Regions from separate parts of the Homo sapiens genome. Here region 2 is linked to region 1. A link is an interaction called in ENCODE POLR2A ChIA-PET data of the cell type or tissue named here. Cell type or tissue: OCI-LY7. All regions are shown on one strand. Links, peaks and the distances in the headings refer to the core of each region. The heading gives the core; the rest is flanking DNA. Region 1 overlaps OSBPL10 (oxysterol binding protein like 10). Region 2 overlaps OSBPL10 (oxysterol binding protein like 10).

Region 1 (5,380 bases), core at 284-5,283:
TTATGACATTTGAGTGTTTCATGTTCCTCTGACTTTCTTTCTTTTTTTTTTTTTTTGAGCCTGAGTGTCTCTTGCCCAGGCTGGGTGCAGTGGCGCAATCTCGGATCACTGCAACCTCTGCCTCCCAGGTTCAAGTGATTCTTCTGCCTCAGCCTCCTGAGTAGCTGGGACTACAGGCACATGCCACCATGCCCAGCTAATTTTTGTACTTTTTAGTAGAGACAGGGTTTCACCATGTTGCCCAGGATGGTCTTGATCTCTTGACCTTGTGATCTGCCTGCCTCAACCTCCCAAAGTGTTGGGATTACAGGCATAAGCCACTGCACCCAGCCATTCCTCTGACTTTCTAGAGGCCTGTTTACTGGAAGAGTGAATAATCTCAACTGCTTCTTTTTTTTTCCTGGTATCTAGAAAGCAGAAAGATAAGAAGACTCCTTGGGGTTTCAGTTCCATTCAGTGCCTTGGTTACACGGTGTGATAAGTCATGTCTGGTTCTTGAAAGTCAGCAGTGAATAAGCCTTTCCCAGTGTAGAGCATAGGGTTCCTTTGGGGAATTTAAACACATTTTTCTTTAATGGCTGAAATGAAGTGTGGCTCTTTTCATGGAAGTTTTATGTATTTGACCTATTTAATTTTTTTTTCTTCAGGAAATAAAAAATGCCACTTTCTTACTTCCCTTCCAAAACAGACAACCACTGACTTTTCTTGGCAAGGAGATACCTGTGTGTGTCATGGAAATGGATGGTGTTTGGAAATGTGAAAAATGTAATTTACTTTTTCTTTTCACCATTGAAGTGGATTAAAAGAAGTGAATATTTTAATGGAACTGGATATGATAAATGTCTTTCTTGTGAAAGCTTTAGAATCAGAATGAAAAATTATGTTTTGATTTTTCCCTATAAATATGCACATTTATTCTTGGAAGTAATACTAGAGTCTGTTTGTTACAGCATTTAGCTAACATGAGGTTTCAAAGGACAGTCATTTTGTACAGATTGAATACAAAATATGCAGAAGGGACTGCCTCAGTAAATAAATGCTAAGCCCTAGGTTGTTTTGGTAGTATTTTAAGAAAATAAGAGTTGCTGGTGTACCTTAAAGAATGTAAGAGAGAATAAAAAGAAAACAAAAATGAAAATAGGAGAAAGAAAAATTATTAAAGCATGAGAGGCTGAAGCAAAGAATGAGTGAAACCTTAGAGAAGCTCAGGAATGGACATTTAAAGACCAGTGGGGAATGTTAGAACAGAGGGGAGTTACATAAGGAAATGACAGTTCAGGAGTTGAGAAGGGATGGTGAAGAGGAGAAGGGGGTATGGCCCAACCTGTAAAAGCATAAAGTGGAAAGATAAAGGATTTTTCTCACTAGAATGGTGACTTTACATAAAAAGTAAAAACATATCAGATCCTGCTTGTAGAATTTTGTTATCACTTCAGCAATTTTATTTCCAGAACCCCTTGCTTAAACGCAACCTATTTCCTTTCCCTTTCTACATATGAAAACCAATTATTTTGGCCGGGTGCGGTGGCTCATGCCTGTAATCCCAGGACTTTGCGAGGCTGAGGTGGGTGGATCACAAGGTCAGGAGTTCCAGACCAGCCTGACCAACATGGTGAAACCCCGTCTCTACTAAAAATACAAAAATTAGCCGGGCGTGGTGGGGGTCACCTGTAATCCCAGCTACTTGGGAGGCTGAGGCAGGAGAATCGCTTGAACCCAGGAGACAGAGGTTGCAGTGAGCCAAGATCATACCACTGCACTCCAGCCTGGGCGAAAAGAGTGAGACTCTGTCTCAAGAAAAAAAAGAAAAAAAAAAAAAATCTATTTCATAGGAGTAGATTTTTTTTTCTTCTTTTAGTTCCCAAAGCAGCATTTCCCAGGATGAATTGCACCAAATGCTGTTTCAACAGGCTGTTCAAAGGAAATAAAGAATTTTATGTTCAAATAACTTTGAGAAATACTGTATAAAAAAAAAGTTTAACATGTTTATTTACTGCACAGTTCTCAGATCCCTTAACATCAAATATGTATTTTGAATTTCTAAGATAAATGGTCTCTCTTATCTAATGGAATTCTGGTTTTGCTCTGGGTGGCAAAAATTATAGTTAAAAATTCTCATCTCCCCAGACTCCCCTGTTGCCAAAGGTGACACAGTAGCAGCCAGTGAAATATAAGTAGAAGTGGTTGCAGGGCAGAGGCTTCCAGGAGAGCTTCGGTTTCTTGATAAACAGGATCTGTGAGGCTGGCACACAACTTTCCCATTTCCCTTCCCACCTTCCTGTATGAAGGGGATGTAGCAATCTTGTCCCAGGAAGGCCAAGCGCTAAGAGTTGCAAATCAGAAAGATTGAAGGGGTTCTTGATGGCTTCTTGCAACTACTCTACCAGCCTTGGAGTTTCTATCTTTGGACTGGTTGCTTTAGTAGAAAAATAGAGCCCCGATTGTTTAAACTACTATGGGTAAGTTTCTATGACATGCAGCTGAATGCAATTGTAACTCATACCAGGGTGATATATAGTAAGCAGTAATTGTGCTTATGTTAACCGTGGATATCCAATTTTTTTTCCTTTAAACTATTTAGAAGAGTCTTTGGGAAATGCTACGTTTATGAATAGAAATGTAGTAATATAGTCAGCCTTTTTTTTTCTATAAAAATGAATTTTCTCTTGGGAGGCCGAGGCGGGTGGATCACCTGAGGTCAGGAGTTTGAGACCAGCTTGGGAAACATGGTGAAACCCCATCTTTACTAAAATACAAAAAATTAGCTGGGTGTGGTGGCAGGCACCTGTAATCCCAGCTTCAGGAGGCTGAGGCAGGAGAATCCCTTGAACCTGGGAGGCGGAGGTTGCAGTGAGCCGAGATTGTGCCATTGCACTCCAGCCTGGGCGCCAGAGCGAGACTTTGTCTCCAAAAAAAAAAAAAAAGAATGAATTTTCTGATGGTCTTTGACTATGAAATTTGGGTTTAAAATTTTGGGCTTTTCCTTTGCCTTTTCCCCACACAGATGAAGTTTTTGCTTCCTTTTTTTTTGTTGTTGTTGTTTTTTAAATGGGCCAGGCTGATCTTGAATTCCTAGGCTCAAGCCATCCTCCCCCGCTCAGCCTCCTGAGTAGCTGTTACCACAGACAGGCATCACCATGCCTGGCTTCCTTTTTTGTAAAAACAACAAACAGACCAAAAAAGCCTTTGTAATTAGTTTATGCCTCTTACCAAAGCACTTTATATATGCCAGGTTTTTTTTTTTGTTTTTTTTTTTTTAAACAGAGGTGGTTTTCATTAGCCTATTCATGCCTTCTTTACAGTACAATTGTTCTGAAAATTTGTAGGGGAATTGACTCAGATGTACATTTATTTTCGTCATACTATCAGAGATGTTTAATTTCCTTTGAATGATTTTATTCTTAACTGTAGCACTTAACACTTTTTTCTGTCTTCTTTCCTCTCAAAATTAATGTCTGTAAACTAATGTTTAAGTGGCCTAGAGAGTCTCTTAATGTAAAAGCTTGTTGTAAAGTTGGAAATCTTTTGTAATTTGAATACCCCTTGATTGCTGTCCTTCAGTGCATTGGATTGTCCTAGGGTGTTCTAATAGTATTTCTCAATTAGCTGATAAAAGAATTTTAGAGGCTGGGTGCCCTGGCTCAATCCTGTAATCCCGGCACTTTGGGAGGCTGAGGTGGGAAGATTGCTTGAGCTCAGGAGTTGAAGACCAACCTAGACAACATAGTGAGAGCCCACCGTCTCTGCCAAAAAATGTAAAAACTCAGGGGAATGTGGTGGTGTGTACCTGTAGTCACTACTGCTCGGGAGGGTGAGGTAGAAGGATTGCTTGAGCCCAGGAGATCGAGGCTGCAGTGAGCTATGATAGCACCACTGCATTCCAGCCTGGGCAACAGCAAGAGACCCTGTCTCCTAAAAAAAAAAAAAATTTATTGTTTCCCCCTTAAAGGACATTTAAAGTATACTTCAAATCTCTAGAATATAAAATCAGAATGTTAAAGTTGAAGTGGCCCTTAGCAAATGAGTCTAACCTCCTCATTCTGCAGCTGAAGGGATCGAGAACTTACCGAAGGCCTCATTACTGAGCCAAAAGGATGGCAGGACTGGTGCTCTATTCATGAGTCTGCTCACTCTGGTGATGGCCTGACAATAACAGTGTGGGAAGTTACACAACTCATTTCAGTGATCAGTTTCTCCATGCGTAAAACTGGAGTAACTTCTCATTTGCTCAACCTGCAGTAAAATCTTTAAACTCTTCTGAGTTGCTTGGAATTGAATCCTTATTCTAGTATACTGTATTTGTTGGAAAGGAGAAATATTTGATTTTAGAAAACTTTATTTTTAAATAAATTTGAGTTTATTGCAGTATATAAAATTGAACCTTTTCAAGTGTACAGTTCAATGAGTTTTGACAAATGTATGTCTTATGAAACTGCCACCATAAATAAGAATATTCTACCATCTTAAAAGGTTAGAATTTGTTTTGCTTTGATTAATGAGAGAATACTTTCATTTTCTGTAATAAGAATATGGATAAAATGTTACAACTATTAAAATATTGACATACTTCATTGTTTTCATGAAAGCTGTTAAATTTTTGATTCTCTTGCTGACACCAAGAAGAAGGAGGGGGAGGAGAAGGAGCAGACATCATTAAAATGATGTTAAATAGCCTCTTTGTGACATGGGGAGTGTGTAATGGACTTTAATATTATTCAGGTAGAAAAAATGATAGGTAAGGATATAGTAGACTTATTTTTATTATACGCAATGTAAAACTTTACAGATTTTCCTGTGGGTTTGTGGAGACAAGGTGTTCGTTAAATTTAAATCATAGGGAAACCATTACCAATGAAATAAATTGTATATCTTCTTACATTGTTATTTATTTATTTATTATATTGTTAGAACAAGCAGCATCAAGGTACTTAAGCCATTTGTATCCCATTTGAAAGGCAGGAAGCGAAATCACTTAGGGCATTGAATTTGAGGCAGTGTTGTCTTGGAGGTAAGGAAAGTTTTAAGCTAAGCAAAGAAACTGGGAGATGCGGGTGGAGGTGAGGAGACCGTGTTCGGAGTTGGAAACTCTAGTGAAATGGATTATTTTAGCATAAACTTATCATTGGCAAATAACAGTGTTTGGTTTTCTTAAACTTTTTTTTCTTCAAGTTTCTTGAATGAGAGACCATGTTTTTCATTTTCATTTTTATTTTTCGGTATAATATAATCAGATATATAAATTCTGTAAATTTTTTTTTCTTCATTTAAAAAGATTATTTATTTGTTTATTTTTGAGACAGAGTCTCGCTGTATTGCCCAGGCTGGAGTGCAGTGGCATGATCTTGGCTCACTGCAACCTCTGCCTCCTGGGTTCAAGTGA
Region 2 (5,380 bases), core at 243-5,242, 210 kb after region 1:
GAGGCAGACGGATCACGAGGTCAGGAGTTTGAGACCAGCCTGACCAACATGGTGAAACCCCATCTCTACTAAAAATACAAAAATTAGCTGGGCGTGGTGGCACACGCCTGTAATCCCAGCTACTTGGGAGGCTGAGGCAGGAGAATCGCTTCAACCCAGGAGGCAGAGGCTGCAGTGAGCCAAGATCGCACCATTGCACTCCAGCCTGGGCAACAGAACGAGACACCATCTCAAGAAAAAAAAAAAAAAAGAAAGAAATAACTAATTCCCAAGTTCAACTTTAAAAAAATACATCCTGAAGAAGAAGAACTAGCCAGAGCTTTTTTCATTAAAGTAGAGACAGTCATTAATTTCTAGTTGTCATTTTTGCCCTTAATTGTTTTGTCAGAGCAAGTTAAGATTTTGTTTGATTCCATGTAGTAGGGAAAGTCTTATGGAGTAGAATGGTGTTTTGGTGTTTTGGTGGTTTTCTGAGAAGGGAGAGTTAGAATTCTTTGGCAAAGACTCCCCTCATTTTTTCTAGTGAGTGCTACGGCAGATGATTCTCAAAACCCAAACAGCTAGTAGAGCTTGGACACTATTTTTCTTCTTAGGCCATTGTGCTTTGCCACATTTTTTGTCTTAATAGTTAAAAAAACTAGCGACATCCACACAATAGTTTTTCTGTCAGAAAAAAAAATGTTGCTGTTGCCTCCTTTCTGTACATTGTGGAGGAATAACTTCTATATAGAATGAAGTGAAATTCCTAAAGGTTAAGAATGCCTTATGAGCAGGTCCTTAATGCTTTTGATCTAGAGGATATAGTTACTTATGTGAGTGATCATTGGGAAACTAACTTTCAGAATTGTGGTTATTATGGTCGTGTAACTAAATTAACTATTGTCTTCTGGTTTACCGTTTAGAACATGTTAGGTCTTTGGGGGGATAAGTGGGGTACCAAAGGTAGCTCCCCTCTGCTGGTTCTGGCTTCCCATAAAATAACCTACATCTGAAACAGTAACGCATTTTGAAGCTTAGTCTGTTTAATTCCCTGCAGAATAAAAGCTCAAAGAGCTGTACATATTTAATACGTGAGTTAGAAGAGAGCTGTGGTCGGCTCTGTTATAAAATGTAGTGATCTTAGAATTTTATTCTGCTGGGGCTAGAACTAACTAAATGTGAAAATGAAATATTCTTCTATAATGAAATGAGTTAGGATCTTGGTTTTACCTATTAGTAAAACAATTTTTTCAACAAAAAACACCATCTGAAATGTAAATCAAGATAGAAAAAGGTTTTCCGTGTGTCGCTTCATCATGTATGCCTTACTTTAGGACAAGAAGGATGGTGATTGGAGTAGAGACTGTGGACCAAGCTCTCTTGACTTTTTCTTTTTTTTTTTCCCCCTTTTTTTGGAGATTTTTTTTTTGCTCTGTGGCCAGGCTGGAGTACAGTGGCGTGATCGATCTCAGCTCACTGCAACCTCCGCCTCCCGGGTTCAAGCGATTCTCATGCCTCAGCCTCCTGAGTAGCTGGGATTACAGGCAGGCGCCATCACACTCAGCTAATTTTTGTATCTTTAGTAGAGACGGGGTTTCACCATGTTGGTCAGCATGATCTCGATCTCCTGACCTCGTGATCTGCCTGCCTTGACCTCCCAAAGTGTTGGGATTACAGGCGTGAGCCACCGTGCCCGGCCACTCTCTTAACTTTCTTTCCACTTTCTCGATTGGAGAGATTGGAAACAGCTACATGTCCCAGACTTTCTTACAGTTGGAGTTCTGAACACGTTACTGGGAGATGCATTTGTGTGAGATTTGGAGACCAAGTTCCTCCTGCTCGTGCTGCTGGCAGGCAGTGGCATGGAGGTTGGAGTGTTTAGAGGCAGTTGTGGTGTTGTGGTGGCCACACTTAGAGTTCCAGGCCTTAGTCCCACCTACCTGGGTGCGGGAATCTGTTGTGGCAAGAGCAGCAGCTTCCTGACCTCTGAATCACGGCCACCTACAATGTTGTGACCTTGAACTTAAAAGTCTAAGGTGCCGGCTGGGCGTGGTGGCTCATGCCGGTAATCCCAGCACTTTGGGTGGTTGAGGTGGGTGGATCATGAGGTCAGGAGTTTGAGACCAGCCTGACCAACATGGTAAAACCCCATCTCTATTAAAAATACAAAAATGAGCTGGGCGTGGTGGCGTGCGCCTGTAATCCCAGTTACAAAGAAGCTGAGGCAGGAGAATTGCTTGAACCTGGGAGGCAGAGGTTGCAGTGAGCCGAGATTGTGCCACTCCACTCCAGCCTGGGCGACAGAGTAAGACTCTGTCTCCTCCAAAAAAGAAAAGTCTAAGGGGCCCCTGATGTCTGCTCCTCCAGCCTTTTTAATAATTCTACAGGCACCTAATTCCCATATCAAATTCCTTTCTGACTGTAACACCTGGAGTGGTTTCTGTTTCTGCACCCACTGTGACTGGTTGGGCTCTTGGCACAGGAGGGAACAGGAGAGCCCAGGGCAATGAGATAAACCCATCCTGAATGACAGAGCTCACACGTGACCATGTACACTCACCTTCTAGAGGACATATCTGAGCAACAAAACCTTAACTGTTTTTTAAAAGTCAGGTTTATTGAGGCGTAATTCACAAACAATATAATTCACCATTTTAAAATGCAAGGTTCTCAGTTTTAACAAATCAAAGTAGTATCCCTAATCCAAATCTAATTCAAAATCTGAATTAGATCTGAATTAAATCTGAATCCCTAATTCAAAATCTAAAATGCTCCCAAATCCAAAACTTTTTAAAGGCCGACATGACACTCAAAGGAAATGCTCCTTGGAGTATTTTGGATTTCAGATTTTTGGATTTGGGATGCTCAACCGGTATAATGCAAAACTTCCAACTTCCAAAAAAATTCAAAATCCAAAACACTTTTTCTCCCAGGCATTTCAGGTGAGGGATACTCAACCTGTATAGAACAGTTCTATTGCCCCCAGATTCCCTCATGCCCCTTTATAATCAAATCTGTCCCCCAGCCCTTGGCAACCATTGATCTGTTATTTGTCCCTATAGTTTTGTCTTTCCCGGAATGTCATATATATATGGAATCATGCAGGAGGGCTTCTTTCACATAGCATAATGCATTTGAGATTCATCCATGTTATGTGAATCATTCTAAGGCATTCCTTTTGCATTCCTTTTGCATTGAATAGTATGTATGGGATCTACAGATTATCCGTTTACTAGTTGAAGAGCATTTGATAACTTTAAATTTCTCATATTTTTTATGGGTAAAATGGAAAGGGGGAGCAATGAAAAATAATGTTGTGTTAATTATTTGAGGGTAAATATCTGGTGCCAGATACCTACCCCTGGCCTTAGGACAATCAGGACTATCAGTCCCACCCCTGGAGACTAAGCAGAGGGTTTTTAAGCCTGTTCCTCAATAGCATACTGTCAACTCCTATCAACCCCTGTGTTGACTGTCTCAGTTAGCAGCTTTGCCTAGTTAGTCATCTGGATTACAGTGGCAACAATGCTATCAAGAGACCACATACCCTATACCACCACAAATCTAGCAGGCGTAGAAAAACTTATAATATCTTTATGTACTGAGTACTATATCAGCATATAAGTTAGCTAAATGGACTTTGGTTAAAAAATTGCATAATTGAATTTTCAAGTAAACATGTCCTAATCATCCTTTCCCAAAAGAAGAAAAATTGTTTTAAGAATAAGGGAAGGAGACTGATATAAAAGATTTAGCTGAGTTCTGCGTCAAGAATTTTCATGCTTTTGATTGAATGGTCATTATAGCACTGAACTTTTGAACTACTTAACAAGCCATAAAGCTGTCCATCTGAAATCCTCTGATGTTCAGCTTGAAGCCTGGCCAGTACAATCCCCTCAACACATTTTTATCATTTTTTTAAATTTTTCATCCCCATGATACATAAAGGTATAGGTAGATGTTGGTTGGGGATGTATCCGGTGTGGGATGGTGATAGATTTTTAGAGATGAACAAGGTTAATATGTTGTTTTGATCCTTTAAATAATTATTTTAAAGTTTCAATCTTATAAGTTTGTTTGAAACAGGTGGCACATATTTATTTGTGGTCAACAGTTTGAAGAGTGAGGTATAGCTATCACTGACTTATGATGATTGAAAATCACTTTATTGAATCCTGTGATAACCTCACAGAGTTTAACTCCAAATGGTTGCTGCATAGGAAATATCATTGATCAAGTTTAAAATTTGTTATAAGTAAATTTCGTGGGTGATAGGATTATCCTTCCCCACTCCATTCCTCATCTCTCATCATCAAACAGACTACATCTCCTTCCAAGAATCTGTAGAATAGACCTTTTTTTTTTTCCTTTGAATCATGACCTTTGATTCACTAAATCTTAGAATAGTCTTTAGGAGTCAAATGGCCATTCCTCAAACTCGAGTGGTTGTTTAACTTGCCAAGCATCACAGAACTTAGGTTGACGCAAAATTGATATGTGGACTTCCTTTCTCCCAAGCTAGTGCTCTTTCCTTCATACTACACTATCTCCTATATTGGATAGGATTCTTTCAGATGCAAATAACAGGAAACCCTACAATTAATAGCTCAAATAGTAATAAATTTAAGCCTGGGTATGGTGGCTTATACCTGTAGTCCCAGCATTTTAGGAGGTCAAAGCAGGAGGATCACTTGAGGCGAGGAGGTCAAGACCAACCTGGGCAAGATAGACCCTGTCTCTACAAAAAAATATAAAAATTAGCTGGGTACGTGCCGATGGTCCCAGCTACTTGGGAGGCTGAGGTGAGAGGATTCCTTGAGCCTGGGAGGTTGAAGCTGCAGTGGGCTGTGATCACACCACTGCATTTGAACCTTGGTGACAGAGTGAGATCCAGTCTCAGCAAATAATAATAATAATAATAATAATAAATTTTTGCACAAAAGAATTCTGGGAGTAGGTGGTTCCAGGTGTGGTGCAGCAACTCATGATGGCCTCAAAGATACAAGTTTCTTCCATTCCTCCTCCTGTTTATCCTTATGCTTGTCACTTCATTGTGGCAGCATCATAGCTGTAGTCCCAAATATTGCATCCTCATGACATATCCTTTAAAAGAAAGGATGGGAGCTCTTCTCAAGATACTTTCTGAGGTCAGGTGCGGTGGCTCACGCCTGTAATTCCAGCACTTTGGGTGGCCGAGGCAGGCGGATCATGAGGTCGGGAGATCGAGACCGTCCTGGCCAACATGGTGAAACCTGTTTCTACTAAAAATACAAAAATTAGCTGGGCATGGTGGTGGGTGCCTACAATCCCAGCTACTTGGGAGGCTGAGGAGGGGGAATCGCTTGAACCTGGGAGGCGGAGGTTGCAGTGAGCAGAGATCGTGCCACTGCACTCCAGCCTG

The links. ChIA-PET counts read pairs that join two places held together with the same protein. Peaks named below come from ENCODE experiments on the same cell type or tissue, not always from the same donor. Only the 100,000 strongest peaks of a DNase experiment are listed, where the experiment ranks them.
Region 2: POLR2A ChIA-PET joins it to region 1 with 5 read pairs; 3 of 35 experiments call an interaction of 5 or more read pairs at or near these places.

The regions. Positions count from the first base shown.
Region 1 is chr3:31,931,955-31,937,334 of GRCh38, reverse strand. The region is part of intron 1 of OSBPL10 (oxysterol binding protein like 10); the gene reads left to right. Among named protein-coding and RNA genes, the nearest start is that of OSBPL10, 47 kb to the left of the region's middle. In OCI-LY7, for the core only: no CTCF peak of the experiment used is centred there; DNase peaks (open chromatin) are centred at 2,430, 3,114 and 4,124; H3K4me3 peaks cover 2,442 bases; H3K27ac peaks cover 5,000 bases.
Region 2 is chr3:31,726,359-31,731,738 of GRCh38, reverse strand. The region is part of intron 6 of OSBPL10 (oxysterol binding protein like 10); the gene reads left to right. Among named protein-coding and RNA genes, the nearest start is that of OSBPL10-AS1, 25 kb to the right of the region's middle. In OCI-LY7, for the core only: no CTCF peak of the experiment used is centred there; no DNase peak of the experiment used is centred there.